Linked DNA regions of Homo sapiens: region 2 is linked to region 1. A link is a loop called in an ENCODE intact Hi-C map of the cell type or tissue named here. Cell type or tissue: endothelial cell of umbilical vein. All regions are shown on one strand. Each heading gives the region's core, and the rest is flanking DNA. Links, peaks and the distances in the headings are about the cores only.

Region 1 (13,452 bases), core at 3,223-11,222:
TTGAGCCTTTGTGTCCAAAGCAAGAACTACCTCTGGATTTTTAGTCAAATTTCTTCAAAGCCAGTTTGAAATGAGCTTTCTTTCTGTCTCTGTAAAATAAATTATTGTAGCTGATTAGCCACCCAAGCTAGAATCTAAGAACTCACACTCAGTTCTTTCTCTCTCTCTCTCATAGCCCAGATGTTGTCAGTTTTATCTTTTAAATGTTTCTTCAATTCACTCTCTCCCTTCTGGTCCTACTAATATTGCACTCTTTAAGACTTTCATTATCTTTGCCTGTTATTTTAGCTGCCTCTTAATTGATCCTGCTGTTTCTAGTCTTATCTTTCTCAAATTCACACTTCTTCTATCCAAACTTGACCATGTAATTCCCCTTTTTAAAATTATTCAACTGCCCTCCATCACTACAAAATAATGTGGCATGATTTAATAATCTATTTGGCTCTCTCTTTTCCTTCATCTCTCCACATTGCAGCTTTGCCTTTAGGTTCAGTAATATCAAACTGCACGTGTTTCCTGCCATATATCATGTGCTTTCTTGTCTTCATACTTTTATTTATAATTTTCTCCTCCCTGGCTAATGTCCATGTACATATTTCTCCTCCCTGGCTAGTGTCATAGCTTAGCCATCGTCTCTCTCTCTGGAAACTTTCTGGAAATCCCCATGCTGAGTTGGATGACTCTTCCTATGTGATCCCAGAAGAGTTTGTGAACATCTCCATCATTTCATTGACCACACTGTGGTATAAGTATCTATTTACATGTCTTTACCACCCACCCCACTCCCCAGGTACTTGAGAAAGAAGTTGTATCCCAAAGTCAGGCATATGGCAGATATTCATTAAATATTTGCTAAATGAATAAATGCATATACATGTGATCATAAAACACAAGAAAAATATACTTTAAAATACAGAAGCCCCCAAACATATTTTGAGTAATGTCAGCCCTATTGGTATAAGGACTGATATCCAAAAGACCCTTTTGAGTATAACAAAGTACTTTTGAATAGATATTTGTTAAGAACAAAATTAGCTATATTAATTTGTGGACATAGTTGTGGTGAAAGCATAGATTAAAACATAAATTATTGGCCGGGTACAATGGCTCACACCTGTAATCCCAGCACTTTGGGAGGCTGAGGTGGGAGGATCACTTTGGGAGGTCAGGAGTTCAAGACCAGCCTGGCCAACATGTTAAAACTCCATCTCTACTAAAATATAAAAATTAGCCGGGCATGGTGGCTTGCATGCCTATAATCCCAGCTGGTCGGGAGGCCAAGGCAAGAGGATTGCTTGAACCTGAGAGGCAGAGATTGCAGTGAGCCGAGTTATGCCACTGCACTCCAGCCTGGGTGGCAGAGCAAGACGTCTCAAAAAATATAAAACAAACAAAAACAAAACAAGCAAAAAAAACAATAAATTATTGTTATATCTTGAAACTATTAGAAAAGCAATTCTTGAAAGTACAACATGTAACAATTATGCAAATTGAAGTCACTCATGTTTTATTACTCCCTTTGTCCCATGAAGCCAATATAAAAACTGCTAAGAACGTTTTTGATTAAATAACAAGTATTTTTCAACAAGTTAGGCCCTACTCAGATGAATGGAAGAGGATTAATAAATGTTTTCTTGAACGCTCATGGCATTCAGTCAAGTGAGTACATCCAGAATCTAATAAATTTCAAATAAGAAATGTGTATCAGTGAGCCATTATGTTCCCTGTTACCAGTTGCAGGGCATTGTAAGAAAAACAACAATATTATTTAATTTTTGATAAAAACATATGCTAATATACCTACAAAAGCCTGAAAATGCTTTCCTTTTAGGTGTTAATTAAGGAATTATTATTTCTTATAAGTCATACATTAAGAGATCAAAAGTATTAGAATAAAGTGAATTAATATTTTAAAGGTATTAATAATTCATTTTTTACATCTTTCCCTTCTCATCAATATAAAGGCATAAAAAGACAGTGTTTTATTGTTAATATCACATAATAAGGTTAACAAACCAAAATTTAGTTCTCACTTTAAATATTTTGCTGAACTGTGGTTTATAACTTAAGAGTTTTATTAAAAAAAAACAGGTAATGATGTAGGTTAGCCTCTAGAGGAATTATTTTTCTGAAAGGATTTTTTTTGTAAGTGTACTCTTTAAACATGGGCAAGCACTTAATTGAATACCTACTATGTGGGTAACCCAATACAAAAATAAAGAAATATATGTTTAGTTTCTTAACAGTTGAATGTCTAATGAGGGATCAGATTCATAACTAAATATTTATAATAAAATGTAGAAGTTCTGTAAAAAATAAATATGAAAACCGCAGAAACACAGATAAAGGTCCTTGTACTAATTTGATCAAATGGAGATTGAGATCAACTCTAGAATTGTAGAAGAGGTATTAGAAAATCAACACAGGGTTTGTTTCTGTTATCAGAGGTAAGAACCTCAAATTTTATTTTTGTTTCAACGATCTAGTGTTCTCTACTAAACCTAATATTCAACCATTCACTACAGTTTGTTGAGTATATAATGGGTGCCAGGTAAATGCTAGGTACTAAGGATCAACTAGTGAAGAAGAGCTCCCCGAAAGTGCAGAGCCGGCTTCAGGTGGAAGAGGCAGGTGTGTGTGTAAGCTATTCTAGCACAAGTTGCCAAGTACTATGAAAGAAAAAGTATAGGCATCTGAATAATATTAGATAGGAAGCTTAACCCAGATTGGGCAGCAGGGATGGCTTTTCTAGACAGAAGTATTTCTAAGCAGAGATAGCTGGAATTTATAGAATATACATATACTGAGAACATTCTAATAAGAAAAAAATATCATATGTTCAGACCTGAAGGCAAAAAGGAGCATGGCTTACTAAGGGGATTGAAACAAAGATATGCAATTTTATCTGGCTCTTAAGGACTAAGGAACGGGAGAGGTCAACACTAAGGCTAGAGAGGTAAATAGGGTTTGCAAGCCTGGTCTAGAGTTGGGACTTTGACCTAGGGGCAAGGAAAAATAGGAAGAATGACTTGATTCAAACAATGTTTTAGGAAGATACTCCAGTTGCAGGGTGAGGACAGAATTAGAGTCAGGCCAAGAAGGAAAGCAGAGGGATACTTTGTCCCACACAGAGTACAAAGGGAGCTAAAGATTTTTGGGTGGCTCCAATTTCTTTCCATATTGTCGCTACCTCAGTTTCCAGACATGGGGACTTCCTTCTAGGGGTGAAACTTGTAGCAATTCCTTCTCTGACCCTCCCTTTTTCAATCTTTTTTCCCACCCATCCCCACAGTCCTCTGAATCCCTCATAGCGGCTTTCCTGGCCTTTGGCCATCCCTTTCTTGATCCCACTGCCCCATTCTCCCAGAGTGGCAGAGAAGGCCAAGTTAGGACCATGACACTATCATCTGTTTGGCTTCTGGGGTGGCCTCATGGAGCTTTAACTCATGGTGGATGGTGAAGCAGGAACAGGCTCATTACATGCTGAAAGCAGGAGCAAGAGGGTTGGTGGAGGCTGGCTGCGGGGACAGGGAAGTTACCACAAACTTAAACAACCAGATCTTGTGAGAACTCACTCACTATTGCGAGGACAGCACCAAGCCAAGAGGGATCCACCCCCATGACCCAAACACCTCCCACCAGGCCTCTCCTCCAACATTGGAGATTACAATTCAACTAGAGATTTGGCAGGGATATATATTCAAACTATCTTTCTGCCCTTGGCCCACTAAATCTTGTGTCCTCCTTACATTGCACAATATAATCATGCCTTCTCAACAATCCCCCAAAATCTTAGTTCAGCATCAACTCAATCAAAAGCCTGAGGTCCAAAGTCCAAAGTCTCATTTGCAAAGGAGTTCCTTCCACCTGTGCATCTATAAAATCAAATCCCAAGATACAGTGGGTGTACAGGCATCTGGTAAACATTCTCATTCTAAGAGGGAAAAATTGGCTAAAAGAAAGGGGGTACAGGACCCACACAAGTTCAAAACACAATAGGGCAGTCATTAAATCTTAAGGCTCCAAAACAATCTCCTCTGATTCCATGTCCCACACTGAGGGCACACTGAAGCAAGGGGTGCACTCCCAAGGCCTTGGGCAGCTCCACCCTTCTGGCTGTTCCTCACTGAAGTTACAAGCCGCTTGTGGCTCTAACATTCAGGGATCTGGAGGGTGGTGGCCTTTTTCCCACAGCTCTACTAGGCATTGCCCCAGTGGGGACCCTGTGTGGGGGCTCCAATCCCACATTTCCCCTCCACACTTCTCTAGTAAAGGTTTTCTGTGAGTGCTTCTTCTCCTCACAGCAGGCTTCTGCCTGGGCACCCAGGGTTTCTCATACATCCTCTGAAATCTAGGCAGAGGCTGCCAAGCCTCCTTCACTTTGGTACTCTGTGCTCTCACAGGCTTAACACCACATGGAAACAACCAAGGCTTATAGCTTGTGGCCTCCAGCAAACAGTGGCTGAGCTGTACCTGGGTGCCTTTGAGCTAAAGCTGGATCTGGAGCAGCCTGGATGCCAAGAGCAGTGTCCTGAGGCTGTGCAAGGCAGCAGGGCTGTAGGCCTGGCCCACAAAACCATTCAGTCCCCCTAGGCCTCAGGGCCTGTGATGAGAGGGGCTGCCTCAGAGATCTCTGAAATGCCTTTGAGACCTTTTTCCCATTGTCTTGGCTATCAGCACCTGGTTCCTTATTAGTTATGCAAATCTTTCTAGCAAGTGGTTGCTCCACAGCCTGCTTGGATTTCTCTCCCCAAAAAAGCTTTTTCTTTCTCTGCCATATGGCCAGGCTTCAAATTTTCCAAATGTTTACACTCTGCTATCATTTTGAATATAAATTCCAACTTTTAGTCATTTCTTTGCTCCCACATCTGAGTTAGGTTGTTAGAAGCAGCCAGGCCATATCTTGAACACCTTGCTGCTTAGAAATTTCTTCTGCTTGGTACACTAAATCATCACTCTGAAGTTCAAACTTCCACAGATACTTAGGGTATGAACTGAATGCAGCTAAACTCTTTGCTAAGGCATAATATGCATTACTTTTGCTGTAGTTACCAATAAGTTCCTCATTTCCATTTGAGACCTTATCAGCCTGGACTTCACTGTCCTTATCACTATCAGCATTTTGGTCACAACCATTTAACAAGCCTCTAAGAAGTTCCAAACTTTCCCTCATTTTTCTCTCTTTTTCTGAGCCTTTTAAACTCTTCCAAACTCTGTCTTTTATCCAGTTCCAAAGCTGCTTCCCCATTTTCAGTTATCTTTATAGCAACTCTTCTGGAACCAGTTTTCTGTATTAGGCCATTTTTCCATTGCTATAAGTACCTGAAGCTGGGTAGTTTATAAATGCAAGAGGCTTAATTGGCTCATGCTTCTACGGTCTGTACAGTCATGGTGCTGGCATCTACTTGGTTTTTGCGGGGGACTTACTGAGCTTTTACTCATGGTGGAAGGCAAAATGGGAGCAGGCACGTCGCTTGATGAAAGCAGGAGCACGAGAAAGAGTGAGGTGGGGGGTGCTACACACTTAAACAACCAGATCTTGTGAGAACTCACTTAGTATTGTGAGACTAGCACCAAGCTATGAGGGATCTCCATGATCCCCATGATACAAACACTTCCACCAGGCCCCACCTCCAACAATGAGGATTACAATTTAACATAAGTTTTGGTAGGGATGAATATTCAAACTCTATCAACCTCCAATTAACTTTTTAAAAAATAACCCTTTTATGATATGAATATTCCCTTCCACCCCTTTGTATGTCCACACTGAGAGTGGATAGAGAGTGGGATGTCCTATGTGAAGTTGAGGAGAAAAAAAAAATCCTCCAGACACACAACAACATATGAATTAAACTAATGTTCTTAAATAACTAATGTCCAAAATGTACTATTGCATTTTCTATTTCAAAGCCAAAGGCGGAAAACAAAAAAAGCTTCAATATCTTACCAAGTTATGCAAAGAAGAATTTCCCCAACAGTATAAATCTGTGAACTTGTTCACTGAATGATATGAAATAAAAATTCTAAAATTGGGCATTTTATCACCAGATCCATACCTTACTGAGTCACCAGCAAAGGTTAGCTTATGTTTGGACAGGAAAGTTTGCTGTGACAAATGAAGCAGGTTTATCAAATTAGCTGTACTTGGTGGAGTGCCAGCTTAACACAACTTTTTTTTCCCTCACCTCAGCTCTATAAACCCGTGTTTTAGGCTCTTATCCCCTGTGCCTGACCAATATATTAGACAAAGACCACAGCCTTCCAGTGCCTTTCAGATATTGGCACAATCTCATTTTTAGTTATTAAAACATTGCTCCAATTGAATGTCATAATTCCAGTCTCTCAATGCATCCCAGCTCAGATGCAGCCATGAATTCTGCAGTTGAGCCTAGGAGTAAGTAGGTTGCCTCACTGGAGGGACAAGGTTCCCCAACTTGTCCCTCCACAACCCCTTCTTTTCTCATCATGCTGCAGCTGGCTGCCCTAGGATGAGGAAAGGGTGGAGGAATGAGAGTGAAAGGACAAGTTCTTAAGGGACTGGTGCTCTTGCAATATGGAATATGGGCCTTCTGTCATGGCAAATGCCCAAATAAAGTTTCTCTCATGTTGGATTTGAGAATTCCACATTTCCATCTTCACCCTCCCCCTTCTCTAACACAATACTGTTTCCTAACCAAGCAATGCATTTTTTTGGCTAACATTTTCCTTACAATTGTCACTCAACTCTTGCCCCAGTGGTATTCACAGAGGAGCAGGAGTTAGTGTAGCGTTCTTTTCTGATGACTCACACCTGGCTACTTTCCAAGCTATTGCTTCTGGCTTTAGGAAACATTACACTTCTTTTGCCCACAGAATTCTTTAAGGTCTGGCCTCTCCCTTGGCAGCTGCAATCTTTGCTCTGAATTTTGAGCAACTCCAATCCTAGACTCTTCTAGGAAATAATCAATTATGAAGGTCTCGACCAATCACTCTCATATGAACCCAGAGGGTCAGAAACTACTAAGTACTTTGTCCTGTGTTTAAAAATACCTAAATTTCTGCAGCTTACCAAATAACCAGTTGGATGAGAGGATACGTTTTTATGTTTCTGGAAAGCTGAAAAGCATCCCGTTTTCTACAAGTGACTATCTTAAATCAACTACTTCAAAGATTCTTAACATGCCTTGTCATCGGCTTTGTATTCTGGGACAAAACTCCTAGACTATGGGAGAAGTCTCACCTTAACATGTACTTCACAATAGGTGAGTTACAGTAACTTTAGGAGAGCATATTTAGGATGGTGTTGGTGATCCCAGAGCTTAAATGCACATACAAAAACCAAGGTGTACTTTAATCATGAAATTAGTAACTCTGGGTTAAAATTCTCCATAGGGCATCTGGTCCAATTCTACAGGCAATAATTTAATCAATAGTAAAAGAGCTTTAATAAGATTTTTTCCAACTTGGCTTGAATACCCCTTAGAGACAAATAAATCCTTATATCACAAAGCTGACCAAACCATTTCTGTATAGTTCTAAGTGTTGAAAAGTTTGAATTTACATCGAGTCAAAATTTACCTATATGTGAATTTCACACAATTTTTCAAATTTATCATCTAAAAACTCATAAAACTTGACCTGAGCTTGGTTTGACTTTCTGGAAGAGTCAGTGTCTAGGACTGGAGTTACTTGGAAATCAGAGCAAAAATTGCAGTCATAAAGCTCACTTTTCCTGAGTTTGCTAAGCTGCGAAAACTCAGACCTTCTCTCTGAACACAAGGACCAAGTACTTGGGAGTTTGTGTTCCTTAGGGTTTAGGGGTGAGTGAAGTCACTGGTGATTGCCTCTTCCATGGAAGTGTCAGAGTCTAGTATCGGAGTTTCTTGAAAGTCAGATAAAAGATTGAATCGGAAAACTCACTTATCCATATGGTAGCCCTATAGGTTTTTTGAGAACAATGGTCATTTCCCATTTAGACTATTCTTCTTTAAACTAAATTTCCCTCAAATTTTTTCAATTTTTCAATGTATGACAGGTTTTGAAGTTTTCTTACTATTTTGGTGACCCTTCTGTTATTATTTTCCAGTTTTTCCAACATTCTACTTATGGTATGTATGGTAGACAGGATTTCTTTTTTTTTTTTTTTAATATCTAAGAATGTTATTTTCTTTTTTTTTCTTTTTTTTTATTAAAGTTTTAGGGTACATGTGCACATTGTGCAGGTTAGTTACATATGTATACATGTGCCATGCTGGTGCGCTGCACCCACCAACTCGTCATCTAGCATTAGGTATATCTCCCAATGCTATCATGGTAGACAGGATTTCTAATAATGCCAGAAAGAATGAAACAGAAAACCACTTCTGTTAAAAGTTAACTTCAAAACAAGAGTAAAATCATGACTCCTGTAGATATAAAAATGAATACATGTTAAAGATTTCATATAATCAATAAGGACATCAGGCAGGCATTTTTACTGTTTCAAAAAAAATCTAAAGAAGAGATAGATTTATAGAACAGAAATATTGAAAAGAAGGCACAGTTATAGACAAAACTGCTGTCTTGTTTTTGTTTTTCATTGTGGTGGGAGGAGTCAGATAACCAGAAGAGTGGCTGGAGTCTAGATAATGCAAAGTTCTCCACTGAAGCACAGGTATCTTTCCTACATTTCCTTGCTCTAGATACTAGTCTTTAAAATTCACAGGATAATGATAAATATATAACCCAATACTTGATAGTTGTAAAATTGCCATACAGCTTTAAAAAGTTTCTTTGTATTATAAGGTTTAATATAATATGCCAATAAACACTGAGGTTAGTCTTATGTAAAAAAGAGGAGGTGTTGAAAGTTTGCCCTTCTGTGGCATATCTTAAATGATCAATAGTTTGCTAATTGTATCTTCTCTTTCAAGTTTTCAATATTTCATGGTCTCTGGATTTACCAGTTTCAAATTAGTTAACAAATTCAAGTTCACTGAAAAAATACCAACTTAATTCATAAGTCTGCTATATGCATAACATACAAAATAAGTAAAAAATACAGATTTTTGTAGATAAATTATATTTTAGTTGAACAGAACAAGGGGAAGATACATACAAATATATTAAAGACAAAGCATACCTCATTTAAAGGCAAAAAAGCTATTGGATTTTTAAAAATGAGTTAATATGTTAGGTTAGAATAATCAGAAACGACTCAATGAGAAAATTGGATTTTCACAAATTATAACAAGATACAGAGTACTCAAGGAGAAGGAAACAAAAAGTATGGATTCTAGATTAGAATAACTGGAAATATTGCTCAGTCATTCAAGGGTCTTAATTGTCAAGTTAATTAATTTGTATTTAATTCTTAAAACATAACTATTAGAATTTTTAAAAAATGTTATTTACATAATAAGAACAATTCTGTGATTTAATCTAACATAGCTATGAAGGTTAGATTGGAAAGCACAGAGACTTAGATAAGAAGACCACTAGAAAGTAAAATTTATGTGACTTGACAGCAATTTTTTTTTCTTTTGGCTATGGAGCAAGAAGGGATAGGAGTAGAGAAGGGAGAGAAAATAATGAAAGATGATTCCAACTTTTCCAATGTAGGTAAAAATCTCTATTAGCTTCCTAGGGCTGCTATAACCAATTACCATAACTGGTAGCCTAAAACAACATAAATTTATTCTCTAACTGGTCTGAAGTCTAGAAATCCCAAGTCCTGGTGTCAGCAGGGACATGCTTCCTCTGAAAGCTCTAGGGAAGAACCTTTACTAGCCTCTTCCTAGCTGTTGGTGACTCCTGCAATCTTTGGCTCCCTTGGTTTGTAGCAGCATCATCAATCTCTGTCTCTATCTTCACATGGCCTTCTTCTTTGTGTTTCTCTTCTGTATCTCTGCGCATCCACTTCTTATAAGGACACCAGTCATCGGATTTTTAAGACTCACCCTAATCCAGTTTGAGTTCCTCTTGATTCTTCACTATCTGCAAAAACTGTCTCCAAATAATATCACCTTCTGTGGTTCTTGGTATACATCAATTTTTGGTAGACACTAATTCAATCCACTATGGGTAACCTGGAAAAACATGGTTTCATGACTTCGAATAAATGTTCTGCTCTGTTCTCTTAGAAAAGCAGTTATTTGTGAAGGTAAATTCAGATTAAGTTTCGAGGAGCCAGATTTGTGAATGGGAAAGTCTGGAGTAGACCAACTCTTGGCTATTAAATGCAGAGCCAAAGATAATAATAACAATAATAATAATAATAATAAAAGATGGAGTCAGTAGTAAAATTTAAATTATGAAAAAAGAAGACATTCTACACAAAGGTTTGGTCTGAATTAGTGAAGCAAAAAGGCAGAAACCAGGTAAGAAATCAAGTGTCTTGGCTCCCCAGATATTACCAACTCAGTCCATTGCTAAGGCAAAGCTGAGTTTATTGCTTACTCTGTAAGGAGGAATACCACCTCCACAGAGCTTTGGCAGTATCTCAAAGCAGGAGAAGGTGAGGTCATAATTTATTGAAAATGAGAAGTTTGGTTTAAGTTGGATCTTCCAATGCAGGGACTTGATTAGGATCGCATAATGATCACATATAACAGTCAAAGACTGCTGGAAACAGCAACATGAGGATTTTGAAGAGAGGAAATTAAAGAATCTTAGGGCTCAAATTATTGATGCTTTCCATTGAAAAGTTGATAGGTCTTTCAGAAAGTTCTTGGAATTAACAGGCAGATCATTTACCTGTGCAACAGTCTCCAGGGAAAGTAAAATTATGCTAATGAAGACAGTGTAATAGCAAACTCCTGTTAATGTGGACAATAAAGTGTGATTTCTGTTCTCTGTGCCCTTTCTGAGTGTGGAGGTAGACAGTTTCCAGTCTTCACCGGAAACAGAGACACAAAGTCACAGCTAGTATGTATGGAATAAGGAGCTAGAAAAAAAATCTAGGTGAATTCTTTGAGGTGCAGACCACAGAGCCTAAGATAAATTTTTGTTATGCTTTCATTTTATTAAAAAGATGTCTGCAACCTTGGCTAAGGGTTAAAAAGGAGTTGTGAGTGTATACAAATTTTGAAACAGTAATAATAAATCCAAGAAAGAAATGGTAATAAAATTCAGAAATGTAAGGCTTTAGGAAATACTATATTGTTTTATTTAAAAATAAACTGGGTGGTTTCCATGAAGGGTTATGGTAGACATTACTAAAGCTTCCTGATAGCCAATTCTCTTCTTTGTGGATTTGTGAAACACTGTACTTACCAGTCCTCTTTCAAACAGGCAAAGCCATGTGATTAGTTATGACAATAGCTTGTGAGTGGAAATTACTTCCATGTGTCACTTCTGGATGGAGGCAATGAAAATCTGTTGCATGATCCTCCTCATTCTTTTTCAACCACTTAGACTATGGTGGCTATATATGGAGATTCTGGAGCCACAGGATAAATCTAGATCTCTGACTCATTTGGAAGGGAGCTGCCCTGGAGAGCCTTGCAGCTGACTTCCTGTAGGCAAGAAATACACTCCTTCGTGTGTGTGTGTGTGTGTGTGTGTGTGTGTGTGTGTGAATCCAATAGAGTTTTGGAATTTATTTATTCCTGCATTATATCCTATCCTAAATAATACTTGTGGTAATACTATACAGAAAATTTTAAGTGAAATGAAGAAATGATAACAAAGTGGGTGAAAAAAATCATAAATAATTGTTTGAAGGACCTTGATGATAAAGAAAAAAAGGGGAAGGAGAGGTGTTTTCAAGGTTCTAGAAGAAAAAGTACATTTTTCATATTTTATCTAATTTAAAAAAATTGGATGACAGCGTACTAAGACATTCAGAATTAACTTTTCAGATTTTTAGGATCATAAAATTAGCCCTTTCCATCAGATAATGTCACTCTTTACCTTCTGATCCCCAGGACTCATATTAAAATTCATATGTTTGGTGATTTGCCAGGAATTTGACCTTATAGCCAGGAGTTTGATCTCATTGAAACTAAAAGCCTATATTACATCACGTTACTCTTTGAAAAAATGTTCTCTGCCCCTCTATCCTCTAGATTATTGAAATATATTTTGATAGTATTTAACATAAGACATAGTTTAAATTATTTTTAATTTATCATAGACTATTTCCTTGATAAATTGTTTTCATACTTTTTCTATCAATTGCCAGTTAAGTACAATGTGTTCTCATAATTCCAGGAAGTAGTGTTACGGCTGTCAGAAATGATGTGTTGCATAATCAGTAACAGTAAATAGACTAAATCTTTGAAGCCATTCCTGCTGGAAGGTGTATAAGAATATCCACTGGAAAGTGCCAAAGTATACCTGCCAACAACTGAAGCCTAGGAGTTGAAAGAATTAGGGAGATAAATAAGGAAATGTGCTATAACTGTCTTGAAATATTGAAATGTTAGACTGGGAGGGCATTGTGAAAGTACACAGTGATCTCTTGTTTTATGTGGCAAAGTGTTCTGTTGAGGAGAAAAGTTATCTACGATTAACCCACTTTTACTGCTAAGTCCTGAGAATGTGTTTTGTAAAAATGTGTCAATATGAGAGAAAAAGAACGCTCTGCTAATCAAAGCCCAGTGTATGGTAAGTATTCAATACATTTTTGGTAATAAAGGAAGTAAAAATGAAATAATATAGTCACTGAGCAGTTGGTCTAGAAAATGAAAACTTATCTTTTAGTATCATTTAGAAAAGGCTTTCCTCTAGAGTTCTTGTCTTCATTGTAAAAGCTTGGGCTGTTAGTGGATAATCTCTCCTGGAGAAAAACGGAGCCAGAGTGTTAGGTTGAGGCTCACGTTGTAAATAACTGAGCTGGATTTGGGAATGGGAATGTGGGTCACATGAATGGTGACAGTTGGCTTAAGTGGCTGAGCCAAGTTGGGACTATGATTTGAGTGACAGTCTTGGGAAGAAGCCAAAGCAGAAATAAGGCAGATATCCAAAAGAATCACCAGACATTCTCCCTGAAAATGAAAAGAAATTAGGTTAAGGCAATGGAGCAGAAAATAGGAAAAACCTAAGAGAGAGGATGAATACTGGGACCCAGACAAATTCTTGGAAATGAAGAGTAAAAATTGCAATCACTTCTTAGAAGGTAAAGTAAATGTGCTGTGGCAGAGACTGCTAGCACTATCCTTACTTCGTTGGTATTAACAACCTTACTGCTAGATGGACATATTGCAGTCCAGGAAAAATTGAGGACATGCCTCATCCTCTCTTGTAGCTAGTTAAGGCTGAGTGCCTAAATTTTACCCAATAAACTGTAGTAAAAATGGTTGTGTGACACTTAGAGAAAATATACTTAAAAATACGTAATTCAAAGAAAATAGACTTTAAAAACACACACACACGTTGTACACAAAACACACACACACACACGCACACATGCACATACACAAACACACATATTCCCTTACAATACAAAATACAAAATAAAAATAAAATACAAAATAAATAGAAAAAATA
Region 2 (8,000 bases), core at 1-8,000, 120 kb after region 1:
ATCTTGCTGACATCACTCTTAGGGAAACAGACTTTTCAATAGAGTCATATGCAGTCCCTCATTCATTTCTTCACCTACTACTTACTATACTATCCACTCCAATCTAGCCTCTTTCTCAACTGAAAAAAAGTTCTTTCTTTTGCTGAATCCCATGGAAAGCTTTCAGTCCTCATCTCAACCTCTCAGCAACTTTTGGCCCTGTTAGCCAACTCTTTCATGAAATATTCTTTTTTTTCCTTGAGTTCTGTTGGTGCCACACACTGCTGGATTTACCCCTTCTTCCTGGGCTATTTATTCTTTGAATTATTGGCTTATCTTTTCCTATCTGCTTATTAAATATTGCAATTCCTCACATTTCAATTCCATGTCTTTTTTTTTTTAACCATAAACTCTCTTTTCAAACAAGTGATTCTTCTGATAATTAAAATCATCTGAAGAGCTTTTTAAAAACCCTGATGCCCGGGCCACATCCAAAACTAATTAAATCTAGATATGGGTGATGGGATGAGGTATCAGTAATTTCTAGAATTCCTCAGCTGAATCCAATCTGTTTCCAACCTTGAGAATCCATAAACAAATTTATCTAAACTCACAGCTTTAAATACCATTTTTTTTATATCAGAATAAAGATCATGTATGTTTGATTCTCAAGTGCATAACCTGTACATAGCAAGTGCATGGCACATAGGAAATTCTCTGAAACTGTTAAATGAATTAAGGAATGACTAAAGTGAGAGAGAAATTTAGCATATTGGTGGTTGCATAACTGGTAAAGCTCCTTAAGGAAACTTAGTATTTAGTTGATGTTGTAGGTTGAATTCTCTTAGAGACAGAGACATTGAGATGAAAATTTGCATGAAAAAAGGGATTACTTTTGGGAACATGTCTTAAGAGGGAGTAACGCAGGCTTAAACACAGGAACAGTGGGGTTGCAACTGAGTGATCAGTCCATGCCATTGGGAACTCTGAAGATGGGATGGCCCTTCAGGGTTGTCTTAATTAGTAGAAAGGGACCCAGCCACCTTCATATACCCCTATCAAAGTCACTGGGTATGGGCTGCCTCTAGGACAAGACACCTTACTTCAGCCAAAGGCTATTCCAGAAGACACTCAGCTCTGAACTGTAGGCAGCCAACATTCCCAGGAGCAAGCTCATTCCTGGAGGGGTGACCTTGATGGTGGGGCACTGCAGCATCCACCATAGGTAGAATCAGATTGTCAAATGAATGAGCTCTGAGACCTCACCTAATTTAACCTTTGGTTTAAAGGTGAGTATACTGAAGCTCACAGAGGGTAAGTGCTTGGCCCAATATCATGTGGGAAGCTTACAGTCCATCTGAGGGTTAGAACACTAGTCTCTTGACTCTCAGAGAAGTGTTTTTCAATTATACCCACATTTTACTCAAATTTAGTGTGTGTGTATATGTGTGTGTGTGTAATTTTTCATATAGATATTTTCGTTGGGCCAGGAGGGAAATATTTTAAGTTTTTGCTGTATATGGAAAATTGAGAAAAGCTAAGTATCATCGCAGTTGGTTGCAGAGTTAGAAGTCGTAACTATGGATTTGTACTTGCTGGGCCAGGATGTAATTCTATTCTGTAGAGTATGGAAAGTAATGGCACAGTAAACATTGTGTTTGGATTGAGGTTTAACTCTTTATGTCAAAGAGGTTTGGAGATCATTAGCAAACCCATTAGAATTAGTGAGAATGTATAATGTTTTACAGTTGAGCAATATACGGTATAAATAGAAGATACTTCTACATGGTTGTCATAGAATGAGTAATCTCACATGAGATATGAAGTTAAAAGTGACCAACAGATAGCCTTCAATGAGATTTGCAAATTGCTGGTATTAAAAATCTAGTATCTCTCCAGATAGTTGCTTCTACTTTATGCAAAATATTTTTTCTTTGAGCCATGGATGATGTAATTGTATAATTGGAGCTAGAGAAGATTTGAAAATGTTTCCACAGGCTACAACAGTTCCTGAAACCCAGGTGAGGGGATAAATAACATGAATGTTGTGGAACACTCTTCTTAATTATGACTCTTGGCCCATAATAACATGACAGACTTTGCCACACACATACACACACTCATAAACACATTCTTTTCAAATAAGTTTAAACTAAACTAATCATGTAAAAGGTATCACTCACTGTCTGCATTCATAAAACTGTTTACAGTTTAATCTGTGAAAACAGAATGGAAAATAAATCCAGAAGCTGTCAAGAGAAGTGATAGTAAATTATAGGATAAGTAGGAAAATACAAAAATAAAAAATACTCCACAATAATTACACAGTTATATGTATTCATGAATAACCACCAATTTAACTTATTAGCTGAATACATGAAGTATTTGTCTGTCTTTGTATGTCTATTTATCTGATTATCTAAAAATTATTGCATACAGATGGAAATGTAATGCTGAACTTTTAATACCTTTATATTTACAGACCAGTAGCAGTGTTTTTTTCATAAGCCCCAGCCTTAACATGTGATCAAGGTTTCACTTCCATGTGATTATTATATACATAGTTTGCTTCCAGTTAAGGCTGTGGATTTTGGAAGGAGAGAGTGCAATTGGCTCTCCTGACTCAGTGTCTTTCCTGGTCTCTCTCTCTCTTTCTTTTTTTTTTTTCAAATAAACATTTTATTTTAGAATAGCTTTATAGAGTTATAGAAAAATTTCCAAGGTAGTACAGAGAGTTCCCAAATACCCTGCACCTAATTTTCTCTATTTTTATTTTTCTTTAGTATGGTGCTTTTATTTATTTTTTACAATTAAAGAGCTAATATTAATAGAATATTAATAAGTCAAGGCCATTCTTTATTCAGACCTCTTTGGTCTTTACCTTAAGTCGTTTTCTGTCACAGGATCCCTTCCAGGATACTATGTTACATAGTTGTCATGCCTTCTTGTGCTTCTCTTGGCCGTGACAGTCACTCACACATTACTTACTTTTGATGACTGTGAGAGTTTAGTAAAGTATCTGTCAAATATTTTGTGGATGTCCTTCAGATGGGATTTATCGGATGTGTTTCCCATGACTAGACTAGGTTATGTGGTTTTTGAGAGGAAGACCCGCGGGTTAAAATGTGATTCTTATCACATCATATCAAGGGTCCATATTATCAACATGACTTATCACGGTTGAGGTTAACTTGATCACCTGCTGAGGAGAGTGCCCGTGGAGTTTCTCTGCCATAAAGTTACTCTTTCCGCACCCCCCTTTGCAGACTGAACTCTTTGGAAGGGAGTCACTATGCACAGCTCACACTAAGGAGTGGGGAGTTATTTTCCACCAATTAGAAAGCAGAAGATCTACACCAATTATTTGGAATTCTTCATGAGTGATTTGTCTATATTTCCCCATTTATTCAATTCTTATTTTTATCTGTATGGACTCTGGAATTTTTATTTTGTACTATAATACAATACTACTTTATTTTGTTGCTCAAATCATTGCAGCTTTGGCCATTGGGAACCCTCTCAGTTTGTTCCGGTGTCCTTCCATTGACATATTTCCATTATGGTGTTTTTTTTTTTTTTTTTTCCTGAACACTTCTTTAATTTCTGTTACTGTAAGATACCTGCTCTTTAAAAAAAAATTGTCTTCTCATTTCACTTTATATGAGGTTACCAGCTTTAAAATAATGACTAATAACATCACGGTTGCCACTATTTATAGTTATATTGTTTTCTTTGATATAATTCCTTTCTGAGTCCTTTTAGTGTAGTATTCAGAAAGGGAATCTTCCATCTAAAACCTCCACCAACAATAATACCTTATGTTTTCTTGTATCTTGCTGTGTCTGAAAAGCAGAATTAACAGTAATCAAAACATCCCACAGAGTCAGAATTGCTTGCTGTAGAAGGGAGGATGATTGATCTGTTTCCATGAAGAATTTCTTAACTTGTGGTCTACTCGTCCAGGAACCCTCAGAAACACAAATTTTGTATACCCTTTTTGGGGAAGTGTAGAGTTTTTATCAGATTTTCAGAGACATCTGTTATCTAACAAAGAGGCAAAGAATCACTGCCTTAGAGCATGAGAAATGATACAACCAACACATATTACATCCTCATTCTACCCTTGTGTCTGTGGCTTTGTATTTGGTTAAGTTCATGTCCAGCTGAAAGCTGCGCAGCCCCACACTTACTACATTCAGGTCTGAGACGGCCTCTGACAATTGTCATTGCATTTATTGCTCTATGGAGAAATAAAACAATTCCTTTAGACTCAGATTTCTAGTTTTAGCAAGAAGATTAATACAATATACTCATCCACACCTGTTTTGAAATGAAACTGTGCACTGTGGTCACTGAAGGGTCATGTAAAAAAAAAGAATGTTCTACAGTTAATAGAAAACTGAGCTTCCTCCTTTGGAAATAAATTTCTGGATTTTTCCTTTAGTGCTGGAAAATATTACATCATACAGCTATACAGTCTGACACATTCCTTGCATAACTTTACATATTAGTAATGACATTGGTTCAAGTTTAGGCAAGTGAACAAAAGATGACTGGTTGTAAAAGGCTTTTGATATAAAACTCTATTTTCTCTAGTCATTTGATCACTTTGCCCAAGTAGAATAAGTTATTTTCTTAAATTAATGTCATATTTCCAAGAAATAAATCCTGCTTTTTAATATATTGGAATTGTTGATAGATTTCTTAAAATAAAACAAAATAGCATAGTCAAATGCATAAAACATTGGACTGAGATTCAGAATATGAAGACTTTAATAACAAAGCAGGCATTAAGTGTGTGATCTAATTTAAATCACTTAACTCTCCTTTTTCATGTTTATTTTGTGTTAAGTAATACTAACTTACTTTCTAAATTATAAGGAGATATATAGTAACATACAGACAAGGGAAAATATGTTACATGCAAATTGTTTTAACTCTTTAAAACAAAGTGACTGTATCCATTTAATCTCTTATATTTTAGTCTGTAGAGATAATTTTAATGTTATTTTAGTATTGATAAGCTAAAAAATATGATTTTAACTTTTTTTAGGTGGGAAAAACCCTGAGTTCATGCATATGAATATAAACTACATGGAATTTTATTTAAATTTTAAAACATCTCTGTATTTCTAATACAAATAAATGTGAATTGTTGATTAAACATTTATGCCAAGTTACCTGCAGCTGAGACATGAAAATATATATTGACACAAATAAGAATAGAAGAAAAGGGGCCATATGATATTTGGTATATTCCCTGGGTTGTTTTTTTGTTGTTGTTTGTTTGCTTGTTTGATTTTCAAAAGATTTTTGTCAAACAATGTTGAGTTTTTGTTGCTAACGAACAAAAATTTGTTTTTAACAGTGGAGAGTTGAAAAACATTTGGAGATGGTAGAAGAGTGAACTGATAGAAAGGGCCAATTTATATTTTCAGTACTAATGATTTTTAACAATGCTTAGTAAAATGAATAGAACTCAAGGTAAAATACATATGCCCTAAAGCAATATGTGTATGGATGGTAATAAGAAGATAGATAATATTTCACTTACACTATGGCAGGCTTACCATGGAGCAGGTTTCATTCTTGGCTCTACCACCTTAGAAAAATCTCTTAACCCTGCTGTCTTAGTTTCTTCATACACCATGTACTCTACAGGTTCATTTACTTACCTCTTACTCTTCTACCAATGTTTTTCTACCATTATCTCCCTCAAAATAACAGCTTTCTGTGTGGCTAATATCTCTTCTGTTTAATCACGTGAACATGACTATCAAATGAAAGAATGTGATGGACATAATGGTTGATTCTCCAATATTCATTCCGCACCAGACTATTGATCTGAGCCAATCATGAATGTTTCTTCCTCCTTGCTAGTAGTTCAGCAATGGTCAATGCTGGGAAGATTCTGAGGGTGGGGGAAGTCATTACTCCTAAGAGAGTGCCACAGGACAAAATGTTCTTCTTCCTCTGGAAATAACGAGTGGAACTGCTTACCCCTTACAGCACAGGCAACATGAGGCTGAAATATACCTAGAAGAGATGGCAGATTGGAAGTACTTGAACCAATGTGTATTTAATACTATAAAAACAGTAGGGAACTACAGATATATAGAAGCCATGAATCCCTCAATAATCATACTGTTTTCATTTTGTCTAGTTGGTAATATACTCGTAGATAAGAAAAGAAAAGCTACAAAATCATTGCCAAACAATATATTTATTAGTTCATGTTTATTAGAGTAAGGTTGCATGGTTGATGCAAGATTTTACAAAGAAGATGAGGTTTAAAAGGACAGGTTTGGTTTAGATTAGTACAATAAAGAATGGAAGTTACAATATTCCAGGAAGAGAGACTGATTCTGTGGAAGAAGGACAAAATTTGGTAGTGAGATAAAGGGCTAAAAATGAGTTTGACTGACACAGCCTACAGCTAGAAGCAGAAAAATCAGCTGGAAAGTTCTAAACTACAAAATTTAGTGTTAATTGTCTTCATGTTGTCTTTTCATTGTTTAGAAGGAATGTACTTGTAAAAGATTTTATATGAAGAGACACAATAACAGCAGTCCTGAATTGATCCAATACAAGTGTATTTTGTAATCAATCAATTCTTTTACTTCCTTTGAATGAGAAAACTTGTAGATAGGTTTGAACGCTAATTTGCATCCTAATATCCAATTTTCCCACGTGCGCTCATTCTCTTTAGAGTTTTCCATCTTTTGTTAAAGGATGACAACTGGCTGTAAGGAAGTTATAGTTTTACCTGCAATTAATTGGAAAATCTAATTACCAGCCCTCAAGTTTATGAAGCTGTGATATTGGAGCCAATAAAGCCACAAGAAGCAATTTTTAAAAATCCGTATGATCTATGCACTTTTGGGAGGTCTAACTGATTGATTTTCATCTTTTAAAATGCTTTGCACTCTGACTGAATTTCTATTTGAAAGGGTTGTCTATATCAATTCATAGTATTATTAAATTATGTCATACATTTTTTTCTGTTATATCTCACCTACAATGGTTGCCTCTTATCGGCAGATTGTATGAAAATAAACTCAGAAATGCCTAATAGATAAAGACTTTTGATTTCAATACAAAGCCAAGCCTGTTGCATCTAAGTTTCCTTCATATAAATTAATATAATTTATGAAACTGAGACTTTTTACCATATCAACACAGAAAAGGCTGTGCTAGGTGCTTCAAGTAGAGTTTTGCTCTTCCTTGTGATTGTCATGGATTTTGTGTGTGTGTGTAGGTAATGGGAAAAATTATTATGCATAAGACTTTATGAGGGGTAAAATAAACCAAACTCAAACAAAAACAACAAAACATTTTCCTTGGCTTCCAAGAAAGTGCCTTTCTAAAAAAGGGCTCTTAAGCAACCACCAATTTTGTCACTTATCATTATTCAAAGTTAATTAAAATAGCAAAACAATGCAGATTTTCCTCTTCTTAATAAAGAGTTCATGACAAATATATATAGAAAAGCAATAGGTAGTTATCTCTTATAGTATAGAGTATTTTACTTGTTTCATTTATCTGATAATAGTGAAAAGTATTTTACCAATTCCCTTCTGCCTCCCAAGCTGCCATATTTTACTGAGTGAGGAAAATGTTCACTGTATTTCTTGGGGAATATCATTTTATGAACATCAGCATGATTGCCTTATGAATTCTTAGACCATCTCTCTGGTCAGATTGTTTTTGTGTTGGCAGGCTAATATTACACATTGTTCAAAAAATGTTCTTTGTTGTTTTTTTCTCATTGTGTGCACTCCCTTTGTACTTGCCTAGATTTCAATGGCAGGTTGCTTCAGAACAAGTAACCTGTCTGCTTAATTTTACTTTATAGAAAGTAACATGGAGTATTTAGAGCAATGTTTCATACATTTAGTAAAGTTAATTGTTAAAATATATATATTTTTAATAACAATGTCTTTTGGGTTTTTAACAATATTTACTAGTCTCTATTTCTATTTGAAAACCACAATGAGATACCATCTCACACCAGTTAGAAT

Evidence for each region. A loop is a pair of places that touch in the nucleus more often than their neighbours do. Peaks named below come from ENCODE experiments on the same cell type or tissue, not always from the same donor. Only the 100,000 strongest peaks of a DNase experiment are listed, where the experiment ranks them.
Region 2: it touches region 1 in a loop (2.2-fold over the local background); 1 of 110 quality-filtered maps calls a loop at or near these places.

Annotation. Positions count from the first base shown.
Region 1 is chr4:156,992,554-157,006,005 of GRCh38, forward strand. No RefSeq gene overlaps it. Among named protein-coding and RNA genes, the nearest start is that of PDGFC, 27 kb to the left of the region's middle. RefSeq lists enhancers at 5,954-6,734, 6,735-7,514. In endothelial cell of umbilical vein, for the core only: no CTCF peak of the experiment used is centred there; a DNase peak (open chromatin) is centred at 6,798; H3K27ac peaks cover 1,810 bases.
Region 2 is chr4:157,111,708-157,119,707 of GRCh38, forward strand. The region is part of intron 2 of GLRB (glycine receptor beta); the gene reads left to right. Among named protein-coding and RNA genes, the nearest start is that of GLRB, 40 kb to the left of the region's middle. In endothelial cell of umbilical vein, for the core only: no CTCF peak of the experiment used is centred there; a DNase peak (open chromatin) is centred at 4,434; H3K27ac peaks cover 1,369 bases.